Linked DNA regions of Homo sapiens: region 2 is linked to region 1. Evidence: read pairs that join two places in POLR2A ChIA-PET (ENCODE). Cell type or tissue: GM12878. All regions are shown on one strand. Links, peaks and the distances in the headings refer to the core of each region. The heading gives the core; the rest is flanking DNA. Region 1 overlaps LOC102724765 (a long non-coding RNA gene). Region 2 overlaps LOC124901282 (a long non-coding RNA gene).

Region 1 (7,643 bases), core at 2,351-4,850:
GGGTGGAGCCATCGTTGACGTTGGTCACCTTCACGGGGACCCCTTTTTTAACTCGATCTCGAGGATGTCAGGGGTGTTGGGGGCTTTGACCGGTTCCTAGGTCTTCGTGTAGAGACCTGGAGGCACTTGGTTCTTGGGGTTCTCCAGGATTCCAGCCTCGTAGCTGATGTGCATGAGGTTCTCGTCCATGTTCCACGGGTTCTTGGGAGTGACCGGGATAGGAATCCCGTGCTGCTTTGCGTATTCCATCAGGTCATTACGGCCCTTGAACCGGTTGTAGAACTCGGGCATCCTCCAGGGAGCAGTGCCCTTTATCTGGGGGACCAGCGAGTACCAGGTGAGCTCAAACCGGACCTGATATTCCCCTTACCGGTGGCGCCGCGGGACACCCCCTCCTGCTGGGCGATTTCCACTTGTTTGCTGGCAATGCAGGGCCTGGCGAGAAAGGTGCCCAGGAGGTAGCGGTCCTCATACAGTGTGCTGGACTGGATGGCCGGCCAGATGAACTCTTCCACAAACTCCCTGATGACATCCTCAATGAACACCTTTTTGGCCCCAAGTTTCAGTGCCTTCTTCCTGGCTTCCTCGAAGTCTTCCTTCTGGCCAGTGTTGGCCAGGTAGGCAATGACATCATAGCCTTGTTCCTTCACCCACACGAGGATGCAGGAGGTGTCCAGGCCGCCACCATAGGCCAGAACTCTCATGGAGCCTTTGCTGGACATAGTGTCTGGGATTGGAGGCGCGAGTTCCCAGCGTCTGGAATCTGTCTTCAGGGTGCAGTGAACCACTCGGGCTCAGGCAGCAGTGGCAGGCGACAGAACAAGAGCAGTCAGATTTTTTAACCATTGTTAAAGGTTTCCAGTTCTGTGCCCTTCTGGAAGCAGTGTGGCCCCAGACTGACAACTGACCCTCAAAGAGGAAGGAAAGCCCTCACCTTGCTCCCCGACAATACTGCAGTGCTGTTTCTCCTAACTTGTAACTGATGCTTCCCTACTCTGTCCTTGGAGCTGGTGAGTATCGGACTTAGCTGAAGCTGATAATCATTTCTAGATTTTGCCAATGCTTTGCCTTCAGTTTCCTCTTTATGCCTGTTTTAATCCATTAATATCCTTCTCACCATGGGTTTTCTTTGATGACTTGGAAAGCTATTTTCTCTGTTTCTAGTTATTTATTGAAAATTGAAGTTGCCATCCTTTCAGCTCCACAACATTCTCTGAAGCCAAATTTGTGACTTCAGGTTGGATGTCGATGGGTGAGTAATCAGACATGTGGGGCCATGCCCAGTTTAACTTCAAATATTCACACTAAATGGAGGGAAGAAGAGTCAAGAAAAAAAGAGAGGACAGAGTTTGATATGTAGCGGTCTCTTTATTCATTTAATGGTAACAGGAAGCCCTCTCTGTCTCACGCCTGCTCCCACCCACAGGTCCTGGTGTACATGTGGGTGGTGGGAGTTCTAAAAATTTGATCTAAGATATAGTCAAGGGGGGAAAAAGGTAATTTAGAAGCTTCTATTTATTTAGCTTTAGGATTCTTCCACACAAATTCTAATAAGTGTCTGTGGTGTTACGGTTTCTGCTATTTGGAGATAGTACTTTGGATTTCTATAGAAACTCTCTGTTGAATAACAGTGCTCTGGAAGCCCAGAGCTAGGGGAATGCTGGGTGCGTGACGAGGCTTTTTTAGGGTTAGAAGTGTAAAAGCAATAGGACCTTTAAAAAAAAATGACAGTGACAGATAAAGAAGTTTACCCTCACCCCCTCCCAGCACTATTTGTGCCTTAAAAAGAGAAAAACAAAAGTTCTTTTTAATTTAAAGTGAATTTCTAAGGAGAAAAAAATTTAATTGTTTTTAGAATATAACTGATTAAAACGAAAACTGAATGTTGAACTTGAGAAAACCATACAAATTAAAGAAAATGCACATAAGGTTTAAAAGAAAAACTTCCTGTGATATGATGACTATGCATATTCAACACAACTTTGGAAAACATTGTTTTTTCACTTTAAGGAGCAATCTTTCCCTTCACTTAGTGCTCTAGTGAGCAATTGTTCAGGAAGAGTAAGAGGGTGGGTTTTCTTAGAGGTCAAGAATCAGAGCTGTAGGAGACTGAATTATGGGCTTGACTGGAAGACTGTGATACATTGATGAGCTTCTTCACGACTCCAAGGGATGATTTGTTTGTGCTTTGATACATGGTATTTCAAAACCAAATTGTACGTGTATTCACCAACAAAAGAAACTGAAGAAATTGCATGAGATTAAAAGTTACAAAGATTGTTGTTTTTTTTTTTTGTTTCTGAGTCACAAGCAAGTCATTTTTGAAAGCACTGTGCTCAGCAAGACAGGTTTATAAATGAATGCTACTCACAGGTGGAAACTAGAATGAACAAAACCACTAAAAGCTACATAAAAGGTTTCTTATTTTTCTGTACTGCATGATTAATTAGAGCCATTGGGTGAAAAAGAGAGGAAAATTGCTTCTCTTTGTTGTATTTAGCTGTTAGGTAGTTTTTATTAGATATTTATATAGGTATACCTTTTGTCACGTGTATAAATGAGAGCCAAGTTCATTATTTGAGGTCTCACTGATTGGGATTTATGATAAGTCACATAGAGATGGTTTTAAGTTTACCTCTGCTTAGCAAATGAAAAATAAAGGACTGCGAAGGGCGGATTGAAAAGATGAACCTTCTAAAGCATTTTGGAAGCTCAATATGCAAACAACCAAGACACTAATTAGAAATGCTTCCTGTTTATCCTTAAAGACAAGAAGCCTGAGAATTTCTAGAAGGCAATACTTTGTTACCCTGAGCAGCTGTACATTTTTCTTTTTCTGTATATTTTAAGAGAAAAGAGTTTTATGTGTACTTATAAAGAAATCATTTATATGAATTTCAGAATAAGAGTCCTGCAATTTCTTTGAATTTATGACCATTCATTGTCAAACGGAGATTACGGTGGTCTAAAATTCAAGACCATGACAACTTTAAAGGAGGTAAACAGAGGAAAATCTTGGGACATATGGCAGGAATGCCTCTGAAAGGAAGTTGGCAGGAGCTAAGAGGCTGAGGCCTGGGGGAAATAAATAATAACTCAAGTGCCCTCCAGTGGAGAGGAGGCTGAGAAGAGGCCACTCTGCCATGCTCCACAGGCCCTAGACCACTCCCGGGCTCCTCAGGTGTGAGTCTGTGCTGATTTGCTGACATCACCTCACAAGCCTCACAAGTCCTGACACAGCAAGGCCAAAAGAAACCACTCAGGCAAACGGCACATTCTGGGATCTACAAGTCTCCTATAAGTAGCTGTTCCAATTTCCAAATATTAAAACAAAAAAGCAAGCTCATTAAGAACTTGCTGATGCATTCTATTTTTAAAATAATAATAAAAAATAATTTAGGTGATACTGCATAGCTCACAAAATATTTCCACGTGCATTATCTTACTTAATGCAAACGACAATCGCGTAGGGGTGGATTCGATTCACCTAGCTTTGCTTACAAGACGGCCCAAGCATCGAGAAGCGAAGAAAAGCACTTAGCACACAGGACTGCACAGCCACCCAGCCCTCTGCGGGTTCCCAGGGGGAGGCGCTCGAGGGTGAAGTACAAACCCATCCCCAGGCTGCGAAAGAAAAGTCTACGAGCTGGCCTCTGTGGGAGGGTCAGGGCCCAGGGTATAAACATAGACATGCTGTGCAGCGGTTTCTGTTTCTTTCACGCACGGCACAGAAGGAAAAGCGTTTGGGGTTCAGCTCTGCCAGGAAATAAATACATAACCGGCCTCGTGGTGGCCATGCTGCAGGTGGCACACTCCGAGCAGGCCCCTTGGGGGATGAGAGGGGCATCTTCTGCTAAGCATGGGAACAGCCTTGGGCGCCCCCAGTGCTGGGGAGAAAGAGGGCCCCCCTCCCCTCGTGTGAGTCACCAAATCCCTGAGCGACTTAGGTGCTCCTGCCCCACCCTCTTCTCTACCTCAGCCCAGCCTCTCAAACACCTTGATCCGCAGACGCCCCCAGGTTGGTAAACCGACTGAACAAGAGGGAAGAGGCAAGTTCCGTGGGTCAGGGCATCACCGAACAGGAATCCCCGGAGACACGCCCAGGAGCCGAGGAGGGCAGAGGTGCTCCAGTCGGGCCGCTGAGCCATCCTTCTTGGCTGGGCTCTGAGAAGAAAGGGGAGTGGGCACTGTCCGCTGGAAGTGAGCTGGCTGCCTATGACCCCTAACAGCTCTAAGCCCGAGGGTTCTGCGTGTTCAGATTTCTTTCTGAGTGGCCCCTACCACCCTCGTCCTGCATAAAAAAGTATTCAGGGACTCAAGCTAGGCATTCTGTAGAGATTTGAACATTCGGTTAATTTTCCTTCACTGTATTCTCAGATACCTGGACATCTAGCACAGCGCAGGAAGATGCAGTTTCCAGTAGATTTCCAAATATCTCCTTAGCTGCCCTCAGACATCGCCAGCCCTTGTTCTGCCTCTAGGAGACTCCCAGAGCTGTGTGCATTTCAACCGGGCCCATGTTTTGAGATTTGGGGATAGGTGGTAGGGTGCATTTTCTGAATAGAGAGGGTGGCCACTGGAAGAACCATAAAATTAGGAGTTGATTGATTTGAGCTTGAGTCCTAGTTCCAGCAGTGAAAACCCGCTCTGGACTTGTACACATGTGTCTGAATGTTGGCTCTGTTCTGCCACACTGTGGCCTGTGACTTTTAATAAGTCCTTTAACTTCTCTGAGCCTCAGCCTCCTCATTTGCAAAATGGATACAATTACCAACCTCATAGGGTTGGACTGAGGATTAAGTGAAATAATGCCCAATAGGGGAGCTGGCACAATGCCTGATACTAATACTACCCCAAATAAATGACAGATGTACTGTCTTACTCCTTTCTCTCTGAGCTTCAGTTTCCACATAAGAAAAAAATTGGGGGGCAGGGATAGTACAGATCCTTCTAGCTCCTCAGGGTAGTTGTGAGTCTCCAATGAGATAATGCATGTGAAATCACTTCCACCACTAAGAATGTGAAGTTTTAATCAATTTTATCAGGTTGACACATTAGGGCCCTTCATCTGGTCCACACCAGGGTGGGAAAGTATGGGGAATAGTGGATCTGATTTGATGTGGGATGAGGTAAGGAAAGGCCCTGAGAATGGAGCTCTGTCTAGGACTGAGAGAAGGCACCATTGTTCAGTACAACTGGAGGCAGCAGAGTGCTGGGAGAGGGTGCCCTCAAAGAAATGACGAGGGCCGGGTATGGTGGCTCACGCCTGTAATCCTAGCAATTTGGGAGGCCGAGGCAGGTGGATCATGAATTCAAGAGATCGAGACCATCCTGGCCAACATGGTGAAACCCCGTCTCTACTAAAAACACAAAAAATTAGCCGGGCATGGTGGCGCGCATCTGTAGTCCCAAGTACTCGGGAGGCTGAGGCAAGAGAATGGCTTGAACTCGGGAGGTGGAGGTTGCAGTGAGCCGAGATCGCGACACTGCACTCCAGCCTGGCGACAGAGCAAGACTCCATCCCAGCTACTTGGGAGGCTAAGGCAGGAGAATGGCGTGAACCCGGGAGGCGGAGCTTGCTGCAGTGAGCCGAGATCGCGCCGCTGCACTCCAACCTGGACGACAGAGCGAGACTCCGTCTCAAAAAAGAAAAAAAAAAAAAAAAAAAAAAGAAGAAGAAGTAATGAAAAAAGGGGTGGATAGGAAACCAAGAACAAACTCTGGCCTGGACACAAAGGAATGTTCATGTATTGACTGTACCGAGAGAGTGAGTGGTCTGACTGATGCCTCACAGATGAGCAGGGGCAAGACCAGGAAGCAAGTCCCATACCCTGAGCTGGGACCCTCCGTGCCCCACATCACTTCTCAGATGACACAGAAATAGAGACAGCACTGGGAGTGAGGGCGAAGGAAAAAAACTATGTAGCCTTACCCTGAAGATTATGCTTCTCATCTTAAAAAAACCAGATATCTTCATTTTGTAACTGCTGTGGGGAAATAGAAGAAAATTGATTTTTTTGTCCTTTGAGGGAATTATAATGATGTCTGGGCTACTCAGTTAAAAGCTGGGTTAAAAACATGAAGTTAAACTATATGCTTTTCTTAAGAGATCAAGATATTCTTTCACTCTTTCCCTTCTGTGTGCAGGATGTTATTGTTTTAGATTGAAAACACACTTTTAACTCAAGGTAGGGAAAGAAAATGGAGTGGGAGAACTAGACAGCCAGAAAGCTCTTCAAACCTAGTGGGACTCGTGGTTCCTCCATAACTTGGTCTTAGCATGACAGGACCGTTACAGCCTCCACTATAGTGTCTCTCCCCTCTCTCCCATCCTTGTTCTTCTGTATCCTCCTACCTCTGCTTGTCTGTGTCAGCCTGGCTGCAGGTCTTAAATGGGGGGAAAAGATCTCTGTTTTCTGTACAGGTTGTATAATCATATACAATGTCAAAGAAAAAAATGTAGGGTTGACGACTGGCCTAATACATTCTGAATCATAATCATTTACTGCTGATTGAATAAACTGTCCCTTCGTAGTTGCCACTGATGATATTCCCAGGGTACACATGAGGTGGAGTGGGATTCAGAGGGTTCAGAGTCCCTCGTTTGCTCAGAGCTTCCCCTGAGAGAGGACCAGAGCTATGGATAGAATTGGGGTGCCCCAGAACTTGGGGGTTGTCCCCTCTGATGATCATGTTTACTCATGCTTTTTGGTGATTAGAGTTCTTACCACTTGCAAATAACTATACTTTATAAGAATACATCTAATAATGGGATACTACTCAGCAATGAAGAGGAACAAATGTGCATGCAACATCTTGGATCATGTTAAGTGAAAGAAGCAAGACTCAAAAGGCTACATACTGTATGATTCTGTTTATGAGATATTCTGGCTTTTTTTTAAAAGGCATAGGGTCTTGCTGTTTTTCGTTGTTGTTGTTTGTTTGTTTTCTTTGAGACGGAGTTTGGCTCTTGTTGCCCAGGCTGGAGTGCAATGGCGTGATCTCGGTTCACTGCAACCTCTGCCTCTTGTGTTCAAGTGATTCTTATGCCTCAGCCTCGCAAGTAGCTGGGATTACAGGCATATACCACCATGCCCGGCTAATTTTGTATTTTTAGTAGAGGCGGGGTTTCTCCGTGTTTTCAGACTGGTCTCGAACTCCTGACCTCAGGTGATCCATCCACCTCTGCCTCCCAAAATGCTGGGATTACAGATGTGAGCCACTGCACCCAGCGCCGGGGTCTTGCAATTGCACTTGCCCAGGCTGGAGTGTAGTGGCTATTCACAAGCACGATCCCACTACTGACCAGTACAGGAGTTTTTACCTGCTCTGTGTTTGACCTGGGCCAGTTCACCTCTCCTTAGGCAACCTGGTGGTCCCTCGCTCCCAGGAGGTCACCATATTGATGTTAAACTTAGTGCACACACCCGGTCAGCAGAGCACACTATACCCCAGAACTCCTGGGCTCAAGCCATCCTCCCGAGTAGCTGGGACTACAGGCCTGTGCCACTGTAACTGGCTTATGAGATATTCTGGAAAAGCCAAAATGATAAGGACAGAAAACAGATCACTGGTTGACAAGAGCTGGGGAAAAGGATTGACTCCAAAGGGGCATGAAGGAATGTCTGGGGTGATGGAACTCT
Region 2 (7,643 bases), core at 2,676-5,175, 110 kb after region 1:
GTTTTGAAATCCTTATCACTTTGGCTAAATGAATGACTTATTTTACAATGACCTGTAATCCTATTTTGTGATATTAAGTGTTTAAAACCTTTGATATTTGACAAACTTTCTGAAATCAAATTATACATTATGTCTTTTTCTGAACTAATTAGTCCTTTAAGATGGTATTAATGGGTTCCCTAAAGTCCAAAAGTGACATATTTGGCTTTTTTGGTATGAAAATTATACAGGAAGCATTGTCCAATATGAAATGGTGTTTGGTTTTCTTTGGGCTGTATTTGTATAAATATGTTATTGGTATGTATTCCAAAATTATGGGAAACTCCTATTATTCTGATATGACACACTGTATGTTATCAGTAATAATTATAATTTTTATGTTAAATTATTGTGTGCTACAGAGGTAACAGAATGTCTGACTATGGCTGCCCTAAAACTTTTCATTATTCACAGACAATTGTCATCTTTTTTTGGTCCTTTTCAGAGGTAGTTTTATAATCAGCTATAAAACTCTTAACAGGTGTTCTTGAATGCATGTTTCTGATAGCTCTGGAGACTGTGACATCAAAATAGAGAAAAAACTTCGAGGACTCATGGAGAGCTGAAATGTTCATGAATATCAAGCAGAACAAGAATTAACTGCATGGACTAAACTAATAGAAGTTTGAAGTAATCTTTTTTAACTTTTTGCTTAAAATGTTGCTGATAATTTGTTTTTCAAAATCAAGAAACTTTTAAGCTATTTACAGCTTTTTAACAATGGAGTATACTCCTTTGAACAAAATTTGGAGCATATTTGTTTTTAAAACTACCTGATTTCTACAGAATTTGGAATCTATTTGTGAGTATTCTTTACTTATGACAATACAGTTATTTGCATAAGTGCAATAAGAATCTGTTTTCATTTGTAACAGCACACATTTGAAGAAACTGGTTATTTTACCAAGGCTTTGACTGAAATAGTGTGCTTTCCTTTAAAGAATTAAACTTGACTTATGGAGCCAATAAAAAGTCCCTTGGAAAAACTAGCCTCATACCTTTGTCTCCACAGTCCCTGTACAGGGTTCCTGACCTGTGGTAAGTAAAAAAGGTCACTTACTGACAGGCCCAGGAGCCCCAGGTTTTTGTTAGGAGCTCAAAAGGAGAGGAATTCACCCAACTCATAGGTATTTCATGGTACAAATCCATGGCTGGGCTGTGCTTTAAAAAAGTCTTCTCTGAGATTCCTTCTGTGGAAAAAGTTCCATCAAAGCCAATTTAAAAGCTTATATAAAAAATAATTATTCTTGCTGCACTGTATACAAAGAATTAGGCCAAGTATAATAAGGAAAACCAGTCCTGCCATGATTTGTCTTTCATAAAAATGGGAAAGGGGAGAGAGAAAAATTATGTTTCAAAAACTATAGTACATCTATTGTTAGATTCTAGTCTTGTGTAATGTTTTTCAATTTTTATTATTTTCTACAGTTTGGACTGAATTCTAATTTTTCTTAGCTACATGTCTTCAAAATAATGTTTTCAATTTTTTTCCTTCTTTTTTTCCTCCATTTTTCCAAATTTGGAGTCACTGGAAACTAAGATGTGCTTTCATAAAGCCCTGTGAAATGAAGCTAAACAACTTGAGCTTCAGAAGAAAATAGCAGCGACCTATTTACATACATAAGCCACTTTCATACCTGCCTACTGATGTATGGACTTCAGAGTAATGTGGCATATATCTATTTTCCAGAATTGTTCTTTTGTTTGTTGTTGTCCTCCCCCTATTTTCTCTTCACAGGACATGAGACTTCACAACCTTCTAAAAAGGAGCTTTCCTAATAACTCAGGACCTACCTATCTAGGAATAAACCATCCTAGCCATGAGAGATCAGACGAAACCTGAGGCCAGAGACTCATTTTCTTCTAAAATGCGTTCTCCAACAGATTTTTAAAAAGAAAAGGGGGGAAATGTGAAAGTATTTTGGGCCCCTCAAATCACTAAACTAAAGGAAAACTTCAAGTGGGGAACTGCTTAGGGTAAACCTGCCTCCCATTCTGTTCAAAGTTATCCCTCTGCTCACCAAGATAAATGCATATATCATTGCCTTCTGTGGAGAGGCTAATTAGAAACTCAAAAAAAATGCAACCATTTGTCTCTTATCTACCTATGACCTGGAAGCCCCCTCCCTGCACCTTTCCAGACCGAACTAATGTTCATCTTACATGTGTTGATTGATGTCTTATATCTCCCTAAAATGTATAAAACCAAACTGTGCTCTGACCACCTTGGGCACATGTTGTCAGGACCTCCTGAGGCTGTGTCCTGGGTGCACGTCTTCAACCTTGGCAAAATAAACTTTCTAAATTAACTGAGACCTGTGTCAGGTCTTCAGGATTCATAGTGGTTAGTTAGCATTTAAAAATCAAATAACATGAGGGGCTGGGCCTTGATACTAGGTACAGAGCAAAGTAAATCTGTGTGAACGTTAGACAGCATTCTAGATTTGGGTAACAGGTAACTCGTGGACAACTACTCAGCTCTTATTCTGAATGCACCAGCACTAAACTACCCCTAAATGACCTGAGAAATAAGATTGACAACACAGTGGAAGAAAAAAGCCTAATACCAAGTGACTAAAGCCACATAGGGCAAATTAGGCTAAAGCAAAGCTTGAAAGGTGGGGTAAACACTCACAGAGTTACTGGTGTTGAGAATTAGACTGACAAAACACATGCCCAAGAGCGCTATCTGACTCTGCCAGGCCATGTTGCTATTTCTTTGGCAGTCATTGAGAAAAAAACTAACAAAACAATCCTGTCCTGGTATTGCTGCTGCACTGGGGAGAGGTGATCTATACAGAAGGGAGAGAAGGGGAAGGGACAGTAGAGGAGGGGAGGGGATGGGAGGGAAGTTGGCAACAATATCAGTTCTAGGAAATGGTCAGAAGAGTCACTGTTCAGGGCAGGAACAGTCGGGGCCCTGCTATTTTTGTTTAGTAATCACAACTAGCCTCCCGGGAAAATTCTATCTGCTGTCCAGCAGGCTTTGGAAAAGAGCCCTCCTATACACACATGCACACACACAGGAGCATGCACACACACACACACACACACACTTATGGGAGAGAGAGGAAGGAGACCCATAGGAGGCTTGGGTCTTTGAATACCAAACCAGGTAAATGTGTGCTTTACCTATGCACACCCAAACACACACACACACACACACACACACACACACACACACACACACACACATACCCCAGAGAGGTTTTACTATTTATCAAGTCAGGAATAAATTTTAAATTAGAGTTCTTATAAGAGAGAGGAAAATTAAATAGAACATACAACTTTTAGATCAGAGAAATGGCCTAAACACGCAAGAGTAAAATTTTCTAGGGGAAGTAATTTGCTTATTGGTTCATTTAAAATTTCTAGATGAACACATTTCCTGCCAAATCTAATTGCAAGAAAGGTCACCAGTGAGAGAAAGCAAAGGACTCTTGGTACCTTCCGGCTAAATCCTCGATATCTTTTATGAACAGGCCTCCTTGGTGCTTGCACATATTCTTGCATGCCCTCAGTCGGCTCTTATTCTTGTACAAGACGTAGTCTTTGCCAGTGCTCTTATTGCGAAAGAAATTGATTCCTTCCTTAAGACTGGCAACTTCAACAGGTGATAGGCACAACAGGATCTCAGTTGTTTGTTCGATGCTATGAAAAGGCAAACATTTTGAGGGGGAAGGTTAATAATGTTAGGTTTTAAGAGACAATCATTTCAAACTGACAGCTCAAAACCCCTTTTCCCTAAAATATTTTGTAAGCCCCTTGCGTTCCAAGTACCCAGGTTTAGTGGCTACCTGAGGATGCATTTCTCCCCACCCTGATATGAATGTAAATATACTTCTTACTTGTTAAATATGCCTCTCCACTTTTCTAGGGAACTAATAGCCCTCTTACTTGCCTGCCCATCGTCTGCCGGTTCCTCTGCCTGGGTATTTTGAAAGAACAGCAGTTGCTCATATCGTTTCTGTTGCTCATTTGCTCCCCTAAGGCATTAGTCAGCCTGAAAACAGGACGTTTAAGGTATTTTCCTTTAACAGTTACTGATTTCCTTTGACAGTTTTCTCCCTCTACCACAGCTCTTTTAGAAGTCTAACACCATATTCAATTCTGAGAAGCCACTGTGCTGTCCCTCCCATCTCTGCTCTTGCGCATCTGGACTTCCTCTGCCTGGAACGCAGTTCCTCTCCTTCACCACGCAGCATCAGTCTTGGGTCAAATAGAAACGAATCGTCCCCTTCCTGGTTAAGTCTTCCAAGACACACCAGAGGTCCAGGCTGGCATTCTTGGTGTACATCCCTCTTCTGTAGAACATTATAACACTGTAATTGGCACACTGCCCTGTTGACTTACATTTAGGCACTTTTGAAAGCACTCTGTATCTTCCTTCTCCCCCTACCACTTAGCCCACTGCCTTTCACAGGATATGTCTTCACTAGCTCTCTACTTAATGAATCACCCCTCCCACTGCACTCAATTTGATTAATTTACAAAAAGCTCCAGCCGCAAACCAAGCATTTGAATCTTTTTTTTCTTTTAAGGAAACTAGCCGTTACACTTCTCAAACCCCAATTTCTAAACACTCTGTTTACAGTGCAACACTGAATCATAACAGAATATGATTTCTGCCAAGAAAGGTTTCAAAATAGCTTTTGCAAATCCATGGTAGGAAATCTGGGCACATGTTGTTTAGTTTTATATTTGACTCCAAACAAAAAGTAGCCAAAATTCTCTTTGCATGTTAACTTAAAACTGATTTGGAGCACAAGCATATTTGTGGCACTTTCAGTTTCATTTTTAGAAGCGCTGCAAATTTCTTAAAGGAGATAAAAATAATTTTAAGAACACTCCAGGGTAGAAAATAACAGAGAAACCACTTCCAATTTTAAACTGATGAAGGCATAGCTCTGTAATATTATGATCTACTTTCTCAAAGCAGATTCTCATTGTCACCTCTGTCCCAAATTCCTAGTAATTGTGTTCCCAATGGACTTGAAATTATTCCAAAAATATGTTCTAAATGTATTTGACAGGAAGAAGCCATTCTAAATTTCATGACTTCTCTTTTGACTTTGTTCTTACGAGTACAGATATCTGACACCAAGCTAACATAAGCACTGAGGCAATTCCTGGAATAATTAGTCTAAGAGTTTAAAAGGCAAACCTCTCTAGATTTTTGTTGTTCCATTGAATGAATTCATATAGCCAAAGTTCTCTGTTAGATTTCAACTTATATCACAACCATGTAGAACAGGTTCACTCAACCACACTTTTGTCCTCAGTTCCACGTGAAAGTCACATTGGAGCAGAAGGCAAAAGAAAAAAATATGTGCACCTATATACATGCTTTTCTGTGTATTGTTTAAATGATTAGCTTTTCCCCAAAGTATTTTTAAAGATATCAATGAATTTGCTTCTATCAAAATCAGAAAAATAAAACTGTAGCAAATTCTTGTTTTGCTATAAAACATTAAAACTAAAATGAATTGCCTTTTTTCGAATTGGTTTTGGGGGTAGATTCGAGTTACAAAATGGCCGCCCGGAGCGTGTTCGGCGCGGTTCCCCCAGCGGTCTCTGGCTGAACCGGCGCTCTCGCCTCCCTGCTGAACACAGCGTGAGGACCCCCCCTCCATGGACATGGTGTTTGAGTCTCTGGGCTTGCCGAACACCAAGTCCTCTGAGTTCCGCAGCGCAGCACCGGAAGCGGCCGAGCGCGCTCAGCCCGGCGACCCCTGCGGGCTCCAGACCCCTGCGCCGCTGCGCCCTGGGTTTCGCCGCACCCAAGACCCAGCGAGTGCAGCGGCGGCCGCCGAGGAGGTTCGAAAACACGGCCAAAAGAAATGCCGAGAAGGAACTGACAGATAGGAATTGGGATCAAGAAGATGAAGCTTAAGAGGTGGGAACATTCTCCATGGCCAGTGAGGAAGTCTTGAAGAATAGAGCCATAAAGAAAGCAAAGCGCAGAAATGTTGGATTCGAATCTGACACTGGAGGAGCCTTTAAAGGTTTTAAAGGTTTGGTGGTACCTTCTGGAGGAGGACGCTTTCCTGGATTTGGTAGTGGCGCTGGAGGGAAGCCTTTGGAAGGACTGTCGAATGGAAACAACATAACCAGTGCCCCTCCCTTCACCAGTGCAAAGGCAGCGGCAGAGCCCAAGGTAGCCTTTGGTTCTCTTGCTGCAAATGGCCCTACCGCCTTGGTTGATAAAGTTTCAAATCCCAAAACTAATGGGGACACTCAGCAGCCCTCCTCCTCTGGCCTTGCTTCCAGTAAAGCTTGTGTCGGAAATGCCTATCACAAGCAGTTGGCCGCCTTGAACTGCTCCGTGCGGGATTGGATAGTGAAGCACGTGAATACAAACCCCCTCTGTGATCTGACACCTATCTTTAAGGACTATGAGAAATATTTAGCAAACATTGAACAGCAACACGGGAACAGTGGCAGGAATTCTAAAAGTGAATCTAACAAAGTGGCGGCTGAAACACAGTCTCCTTCCCTTTTTGGCTCAACAAAATTACAGCAAGAGTCAACGTTTTTGTTTCATGGCAACAAAACTGAAGATACACCTGACAAGAAGGTGGAGGTGGCATCTGAAAAGAAAACGAACCCATCATCACTAGGAGCGACAAGTGCCTCATTTAATTTCGACAAGAAAGTTGATAGCTCTGTTTTGGGCTCATTAAGCTCTGTCCCCCTGACTGGATTTTCTTTCTCCCCTGGAAACTCCAGTTTATTTGGCAAAGATACTACCCAGAGTAAACCAGTCTCTTCACCATTTCCCACTAAACCATTGGAGGGCCAAGCGGAAGGTGACAGTGGTGAATGCAAAGGTGGAGATGAAGAAGAGAATGATGAGCCGCCCAAAGTAGTAGTTACCGAAGTAAAAGAAGATGCTTTTTACTCCAAAAAGTGTAAACTGTTTTACAAGAAAGACAATGAGTTTAAAGAGAAAGGCATAGGTACTCTGCATTTAAAACCTACAGCAAATCAGAAGACACAGCTTTTGGTGCGGGCAGACACCAATTTAGGCAACATATTGCTGAATGTTCTGATTCCACCCAATATGCCATGTACGCGAACAGGGAAGAATAACGTTCTTATCGTCTGTGTTCCAAATCCACCAATTGACGAGAAGAATGCCACCATGCCAGTCACCATGTTGATTCGGGTAAAAACCAGCGAGGATGCAGACGAGTTGCACAAAATTTTACTGGAGAAAAAGGATGCCTGAACACGCGAAGTTGGCTGCGGAATTATTGCCAAGTTGCTGCTTCTTCCACCGCCCCTTAAAGTTAGTCAGTTTTTCTTCTCTTCTTTGACATTCTAAGAACTTATAGATAACCTAAAACTTTTGTGAGAAAGATTAATGTGGCCAATAAAACCTTTAAATGTTAAGTGTCAAAAAACCGCACTCTCCCTTCTTAAGAACTGCCTAAAGTGTAAAATACATTTGAATGCAATTTTTGGAAAAAAAAAAAAAAAAAACTAAAATGAATTTTAATACACCTACTTTTTAACATTTCAATATTTTTTCAAATACATTAATATTCTTGAAAATAACCATTAAAATACATTTATACAGGGGCACGCTTTTTCCTTTTTGC

The links. Peaks named below come from ENCODE experiments on the same cell type or tissue, not always from the same donor. Only the 100,000 strongest peaks of a DNase experiment are listed, where the experiment ranks them.
Region 2: POLR2A ChIA-PET joins it to region 1 with 6 read pairs; 4 of 35 experiments call an interaction of 5 or more read pairs at or near these places.

The regions. Positions count from the first base shown.
Region 1 is chr6:25,023,763-25,031,405 of GRCh38, forward strand. All of the region lies in intron 1 of LOC102724765 (a long non-coding RNA gene), which reads right to left. It also overlaps a transcript of RIPOR2 not described here, the pseudogene ASS1P1 and the pseudogene RN7SL334P. Among named protein-coding and RNA genes, the nearest start is that of RIPOR2, 92 kb to the left of the region's middle. RefSeq lists an enhancer at 3,690-3,929. In GM12878, for the core only: a CTCF peak has its summit at 3,589; a DNase peak (open chromatin) is centred at 3,629; H3K4me3 peaks cover 977 bases.
Region 2 is chr6:25,134,134-25,141,776 of GRCh38, forward strand. LOC124901282 (a long non-coding RNA gene) reads left to right here. Exons shown (of 3, transcript XR_007059515.1): 3 at 521-1,058. It also overlaps the pseudogene CMAHP and the pseudogene NUP50P2. Among named protein-coding and RNA genes, the nearest start is that of CARMIL1, 140 kb to the right of the region's middle. RefSeq lists enhancers at 4,123-4,172, 4,213-4,442, 4,553-4,672. In GM12878, for the core only: a CTCF peak has its summit at 4,269; DNase peaks (open chromatin) are centred at 3,581 and 4,128; H3K4me3 peaks cover 2,500 bases; H3K27ac peaks cover 2,500 bases.